Linked DNA regions of Homo sapiens: region 1 is linked to region 2. Evidence: chromatin contacts called from ENCODE Hi-C or POLR2A ChIA-PET data. All regions are on one chromosome and are shown on one strand. Each heading gives the region's core, a stretch centred on a gene start or an enhancer-like site at or near the end of the contact. The rest is flanking DNA. Distances are from core to core; before and after follow the strand shown.

What was found. A loop is a pair of places that touch in the nucleus more often than their neighbours do. ChIA-PET counts read pairs that join two places held with the same protein, here RNA polymerase II (POLR2A). Pooled maps may share reads with other maps.
Region 1: a loop to region 2 is called in a pooled map, with 4 times the contacts of the local background. The contact joins two enhancer-like sites. A Hi-C loop is called at or near these places in 8 of 50 pooled maps. POLR2A ChIA-PET finds 5 or more read pairs at or near these places in 2 of 52 experiments (HepG2 and activated CD8-positive, alpha-beta memory T cell).

What each region holds. Positions count from the first base shown.
Region 1 is chr17:65,513,026-65,516,644 of GRCh38, forward strand. No RefSeq gene overlaps it. Among named protein-coding and RNA genes, the nearest start is that of AXIN2, 47 kb to the right of the region's middle. Within about 2 kb of position 1,733, at least 2 of the 41 ENCODE cell types and tissues checked have a DNase peak (open chromatin) inside an H3K27ac peak, as active enhancers do.
Region 2 is chr17:65,227,535-65,231,182 of GRCh38, forward strand. RGS9 (regulator of G protein signaling 9) reads left to right here. Exons shown (of 19, transcript NM_003835.4): 19 at 1-169. Among named protein-coding and RNA genes, the nearest start is that of RGS9, 92 kb to the left of the region's middle. Within about 2 kb of position 1,402, at least 4 of the 41 ENCODE cell types and tissues checked have a DNase peak (open chromatin) inside an H3K27ac peak, as active enhancers do.

The DNA.
Region 1 (3,619 bases), core at 483-2,982, 290 kb after region 2:
CAAAAATATAACATTAGCTGGGCATGGTGGCGGGTGCCTGTAGTCCCAGCTACTCGGGAGGCTGAGACAGGAGAATGGTGTGAACCTGGGAGGCGGAGCTTGCAGTGAGCCGAGATTGTGCCACTGCACTCCAGCCTGGGTGACAGAGTGAGACTCTGTCTCAAAAAAAAAAAAAAAAAAAAGAAAAGAAAGAAAAATTACTCTGAATGCTACTTCAAAATACTTTTTTTTTTTTTTGTCATTCCCATCCATCAGTTAACTACCTTGTAAATTAGCCTGAGCAAACATCTCAGTAGTGAAGCTATTTTCTTTATTGGATGAGACCTTAGGTACAGAAATTGGGAAACCCCACACATCCCACAAAATTGAATCCATGTTTTCTAATAGGAATTTGAGGAGAGTGGAACCAACAGAGTAGCAAGAACAAAGAAACCTCCCTGTCAGCCAATAGTATTATAGTATCATATTATTACATACATACACATGTGTGTGTATGGAGACACACACAGCCATTTGCACATGTGCTATTTGCATGGTGCCTGGTACAAAGAAAGGATAAAACGAGTGTTAATAACCCGTGCCTCAATGACACATTCTTTATGCTTTTATTTCTACATCCATTGATGGTTTAATAAAGCCAAAAGGCCAGGCACAGTGGCTCACGCCTGTAAACCCAGCACCTTGGGAGGCCGAGGTGGGCAGATCACCTGAGATCAGGAGTTCAAAACCAGCCTGGCCAACATGGTGAAACCAGGTCTCCACTAAAAATACAAAATTAGCCAGGTGTGGTGGTGCGCACCTGTAATCCCAGCTACTCGGGAGGCTGAGGCAGGAGAATCGCTTGAACCTGGGAGGCAGAGGTTGCAGTGAACTGAGATCATGCCACTGCCCTCCATCCTGGGCAACAGAGTGAGACTCTGTCTCAAAAATAAATAAATAAATAAAGCCAAAAGACTATTTAGCCTTTTAGCTAGGATGCAGTCTTTTGGAATGAGGGTACTGTGAAGAGAAGGCAGCTTCTATCAGAATCCTCTCAGAAACTCACCAGTTTTGGAGTCCTTCTCAGTCGTGAGTTGGAATGAGCTCACACTGGCTTCTGAGAGCTGATCGTGGTCTTCTCTTCCAAACTCCCAGTTTAGTGACCTCAAGTTGGTAGTTGGAAATCGACCATGGTGGAAGTCTTTACACCATGGAAATTGGCAAATGTGACACATCAGGGCTTGTTCCCCTGGAGAGCCAGGCGTGAAGTGTTTGCCGGCACATCACTGCCTCTGACTCAGAGAGAAGTGAAATTCATATGGAAGAGAGAATGCACGTGGGTGTGAACATGAACGTTGTGGTTTGAAATTGGTGATTTTTTTCCTCTTATGTCATGAAGACAGTTGGAATTGCCCTGACGATCCATCTTCCCATGAAAAAAAGCCAAGGGGGTGTGGGTGGGGAGCCTGGATAGGTTCCATACAGTATTTTAATAAAAAATTGTAATGTAGCCTGGGGGCTTCTGGTTAAACAAAACAAAATATTTAGTTTAAAAACCTGTTCTTCACATAGAATAAAGGTGAATGAGAGTATAGAGTTGGGTGAGACCTTAGCCACGTTCTCAAAGGAAGGACAGAGAAGCCCTAATTCAGGGAGGGTTTGGCCACAGTCCCTGTGTGATGTGCTTCAGATATTCGTCATCCTGCAACAAGCTGGAGAAGACAGAGGCGTTTTGCTTAAGGGCCCCAGCGTGAGTGCCAGGCAGGGCTGAGGCATCCTGCCCAGCGCTTCTTGCCCCTTACTTCCTGGCTGCTTCTCCAAGCTGGCAAGGTCAGGGTGGATGGAGAGAAACATTTCCCAGAGGCCAGAGTTGCCCATGAGAAGTGGCTCTGCCCTGAACTGTCTCTCATTTTCTGGGGGCCAGACTGACCTGTGAGGCAAAGTTGACTTCTTCCTGATATGGGGAACAAGGAGCTCAACCAGATATCCAAGTGTGGCTCAGCTTTTGCTGACGCTTGGGAGAGAGCTGGGAGCCAGAGACAGTTCTGTGGCTTGAGGGTTCCTCTATGGATTTTATTTAAACCACCTTTTTTTTTTTTTTTTTTTGAGATGGAGTTTCACTCTGTCACCTGGACTGCAGTGCAGTGGTATGATCTCGGCTCACCGCAACCTCCACCTCCCAGGTTCAAGCAATTCTCCCACCTCAGCCTCCCAAGTAGCTGGGATTACAGGTGCACACCACCATGCTTGGCTAATTTTTGTATTTTTAGTAGAGATAGGGTTTCACCATGTTGGCCAGGCTGGTCTCGAACTCCTGACCGCAAGTGATCTGCTCACCTCGGCCTCCCAAAGTGCTGGGATTACAGGCGTGAGCCACTGCGCCCAGCTAAACCATCTGTCAAATGGGATTTTAGGAACAGTGTTGGGTCACTACAAGATACCAGCCCGTGTCCCTGGGCTTGGAAATGAGACCTGGAAAGTTGAAGGCCTTCTCTGAGCCCCATCTGAGGGCGTATGTAGGAGAGCCTAAGCTGCCTCCATTACCCCAGGCAAACAAGGAAGAGCAGAGAGAAGTGGAGAACCCCACAGCCAGGAGACCCTCTGAGCAAGCCAGAGCTGGGCCCAGAATCCAGCCCACAGCCTTTGCCTCTAAAGAACCTGGAGGTGGAAGCATCACCAGCGCAGTCCCCAGCCTCCCAGCACAACAGCCAACAGCGGGGCAGGGCAACCTGCTCTCCTGGGTGGGGCTCGGGGAGGAGACCTCTCTCTGCGGCCTCCTCCCTCTGATAGTGGGACTTTTAAAACTTGATCAAAAAAATAATAATAAATTAAAAAAGAAAAGAAAAGACAGCAAACAAGCACAAAAGAGCAGGCGGGGAAAACCCTAGGTAGGAATCAATGAAGCCTTTCAACCTTCTTCCCTGCAAAAGTCTGCATTTCTCTTGTCTTTGGGAACCCGCTGAATGGCTGGGAAACTGTTTTTAATAAACAAGAGTTCAAACGCTGAGTCTCCATAGCCAACAGTCACGCCTTAAACTCTAAACTTTACATGAAAACTCTCCCAGTCCCTTTGAACTCTCCTTCCCTCTCCGACGGAGCATTCCAGTGTTTATGCATTTTTCGAGATTGCTGGCAGGATTGCGAGGCGCTTTGAATACTTTCCCTCTCTTTAGCAATCTCCTGCCTTCAGAACCCATTAATGCCCCACTCAGCAACATCAAGGTAATGCTTTGAAGTCCCTTCTGGCTACAGGCCTCTCACACTCTTTGGTTACTGTGCAATCAAATAATTAAATGGATTCTCAGGGAAAAAAAAAATCATTCTTTTCCTTGGTAATTAAATACTCCAGGTTGGACAGGAGCGCTGTGTTGCCAAGGGAGTGAGAATCTATAAAGACTCCAAGCCCAGAAGTCTATGCTGATGGCCCCCAGGGGAGAAAAATAATAACAAGCAAGTCAGCTCAATCCTCACTGCCCTTCTTGGCTGGCAGCAACCCTGGCCCACCCCGGGCTCTCCTGTCTCAGGGCCTCCCTTCCTAGGGCTGGGGATGGGGGCGGCGGGGGCATCTTCTTTTGGCCAAAATAAGCTTGTCAGAGACTGTGGCTGCCGGAGGTCAGGGAGCAGGTTCTACTCCCCTCCC
Region 2 (3,648 bases), core at 152-2,651:
GACAAGATGGGGTAGATTGTGGCAAAGAATGCTCTGGCTGGTTACCAGGGGCCAACTCCTTCTCCTCTTCCTGACCCTCCCTCCCCTGGGCAGAAGAAACGCATGTGGACCAGAAGACTTTCCCTGCTGCCTTAAAACCAATAAAAGGTTAACTTTAAGTTTCTTGGAATGTTAGTGTGTGTCTGGTTTTGTTAGTAATTTGTGAGCTATTATTTATGAGTTAAACTCACGTCTTCTTCAATCTTCTGGACAAAGGGACATTGAGTCGCTTCCAAGAGCTCTCTCCTTGTCTAAATGGGTTTGTGCACAATGCTTTTCTCATCAGCAGAGCTCCCCAGGGGATGCCCCGGGGCATGGCATCTCACAGGAATGGACAGAGGGCTGGGAGCAGGCACACTCCTAAAATGCCAGGTGTGTTGCCTCAGGTCCTCCAAGAAGCAGACACCAAGGTGAGATTCGATGGACAAGAGATTTGTTGGGGAAAACACCTGTGGTAGATAAAGGAAGGGCCAGAGCTGGAGAAAGTTGAAGTTGAGTGTTGAGGGGGTTCGGGGCGGGGGGCAGTCCAGACCGTGCTGCAAGTCTGACCTCTGGGCAGGGAGAGTCTTAGATGGCAGTGCAGTCCAAGAAAGTTTTGAACAGGCTGCTGGGGTGTCCTTTATGCAGTCCAAGAAAGTTTTGGCCAGGCTGCTGGGGTGTCCTTTGTGCAGTCCAAGAAAGTTTTGACCAGGCTGCTGGGGTGTCCTTGAGCCAAAGTCATTGCTGGAGAGGGCCTGCATCTCTGGGAACGGCCCTGCATTCGTACCCCCACGGTGCATGGTCATGTGCTGGGAGATCCCGTGGAAAGCCTGACCTTGGCATGGATATGCTGGTGGATCCTGAGCTGCAGCAGCTTGGCCATCAGCCCGCGTGCTCCCTGCAGTTGGAGATCTGAGTGCTCCTTTTCACTTCCGCTGCACTAGGCCAGTGGGAAATTCTAGAGGTTTGGGCTTTGGTGTGCTCCTCCCACCTCCCCTCCTAGTTACTCACTCAACATGTGTTTATTGAGTCCCTACTATGTGCCAGACGCTATGACAGGCGCTGGGGATGTTGCTGTGAGTAGGACTCCTTGTCTCATGGAATTCATCCGGGACAGTGTTTCTCCACCAGGTCAATGTTGCCCTCTAGGGAACACCGGTCAGTGTTTGGAGACATTTTTGGTTATCAAGACTGCGGCAGTGGGTGGGGGTTGCTACTGGTGTCTAGCAGGTAAAGGCCAGGGACGCTGCTAAGTATCCTACAATGCACAGAAGCTCCCACAACAGAAGATTATCAGTTCAAACCACCAGTGGTGCCACTGTTGAGAAACCCCGCACTAGAGATTACAGCGTATGTACTTGTCCCTGGTTTCTGCGCATGCTCTGAAGTATTGCCCCAAACGGCACTGCTGGGATCATAATTAGATTGGACAGCGGGTTGCGATTAAGGGCTACGCGGTGAATAAAACAGCTCTTAAAAGTTGCATAGGAAGTCCTCACAGGAGAAAAAAATCAAGTGGTTTGCCAAACCACTCATTATACCCCTCCCCTTTAGCCCTCAACTTCCTCAGAATTCAATTAGTAGATAAGAGCCCCTGACTTGCTTTTAACCTCTGACAACTTATTTAGCCCATAAATACTGGGGTTGCTGACTCATCTCTGCACACTTCTACAAATGAATGTTGGGTGGGTGCATGGCTGAAACCTAGATTTGCTAATCCCCGTAGGGAAAACACAGAGCTTCAATACTTAAAGACCATTGCTCATTGTAGATTTTACTGAATCTATTCCACTGGGCTCACAAGAGTCACTCACAAAGGGCTAAGAAAAATTTTCCCCCAGAATGTAAGTGAGAGAGTCTGGTCCTTTCTTGGAAGAGTGAGTGAGCTGTTAACCTGATGCCTTTATTTGCAATGCTGATCTAAAATGAGATGAAAGGCGAAGCAATCCACACCCTTAGTTTACTACCAGCCAATGTCAAGAAATAAGGAGAATCTCAACCCTAGGTTTGTATATCAGTGTTTAAGGGTTCCTCTCCTAAGCCCCCAGGGTCCTAAAGAGAAACTAAGCCCACATGGAAACTAAGATCCACATGGATAGAGCGTCAATGACAGAAGGCTCCAGAATCCACTGGTTGGATTAAATAAAGTCCAGGCTATAGTTCAGTAATAAATAGACCTCAGAAGGGAGGAAGTGGGTTCAAACATGACAGAGTTTCTGTCTGTAACACAGAGTTGCCTAAAGGCAGTAGGGCAGTCCAGGTCATGGGCTGGAAGTGAATGGAGGCCAGGGAAGAGAAAAAAAAATCCAACAACCAATAAATTTTTTTATCTTGTTGCTCCACCCATCCCCTGGTCACAAGTATGATGCTCCTCCATCTTGTCTGGACATTAGAATCCACTGGGGAAACTTGAAAGATCCCGCTGTCCAGGGCACACGCACAGAGCTGTGACACTGGGATTTTTTTTAGCGCCTCTCCCAGGTGATGTCTATGTCCAGGTGAGCTTGAGAACCACTGCCTTGAGGTAGTGATTGAAGCTGGTTCACCACCCCTACACCCATGCCCATACCCAGGGGATAACTGAAAAAGAGGCAATGGTGGGAAGGTGGCTTCATCTTAAGTTCACAACCAGGAAGTAGCATGGGTCATTTCCATTCACATCCCATTGGTTGGCCTTTGGTCACATGACCATGGCTAGCTGCACGGGAGTCCGGGAAATGTAGTCTTCAGTTAGGCCAGTTTGTGAGTAGTTAAACTTCTAGAGATTTAGCTAGAGGAAGGAAGATGGGGAGAGTGGATATTGGCGGACACTTGGTCTCTCCCACAGTGGAATTATTACACAGTTTTGGGGGTAATGGGTTACACTAACATAACATAACGTAACATAACATAACATAACATAATGCAAGAGGTGGGGCAAGAGGAGACGGGAGTGACCAGTTAGTTTCTGTTTGGCCAATATTTGGTAAATGCCTATAAAATGTAGCTATGCTGTATTCCATGGTTGGGTGCTTTCCACTTGCTCAAGGCTGAACACCGGCTAGGTGTCAAACACCAAGTGAGGTCCTGGGAATAAAGTTGATTCCCTCATGGAGGTGCTATCATTGCTTGAGGAGCAAGCTGGGGGCATTGGATCTAGTCCATGTTGGGGGAGTGCAGGGCTGTGGGCTGTGGGAATCCTGCCGCCTGCCTTTCCAGCTTGGAACAGCTCCTTGATTTCCTCATCTGTGAACTGGGAGTAACAATTTGACCTTCTTCACAGGGCTGCTTGGAAACCTATAGAGTGATATGGATATAACTGTGTTGGCTGCTCAGAACCTTATGTAGTGCAAGAAAAAAACAGTTTTGTTTTTTCCCCAAGATGCTCCTTTAAACCTATGCTGCAAGTTATTTCTTTTCCTAAACCTGGATGAAAACTCTGAGAAGTCCCATAACTTTTCTGGTCACTTTTAGATAATACAGATCCTCCAGGTATGATCAGTGACAAGGACAGTCTCCATTTAGTTCTGTATGCAGTTCAATGTTAGTGTAATAAGCAAAACTTGGAACTTCATTCAAAGGTAAGGTTCCTTCCCTCCTTGGGCTTGGGCTGTTGCAGCTGGGATGTCTGCAGGGGGGTCGGAGGGGGGA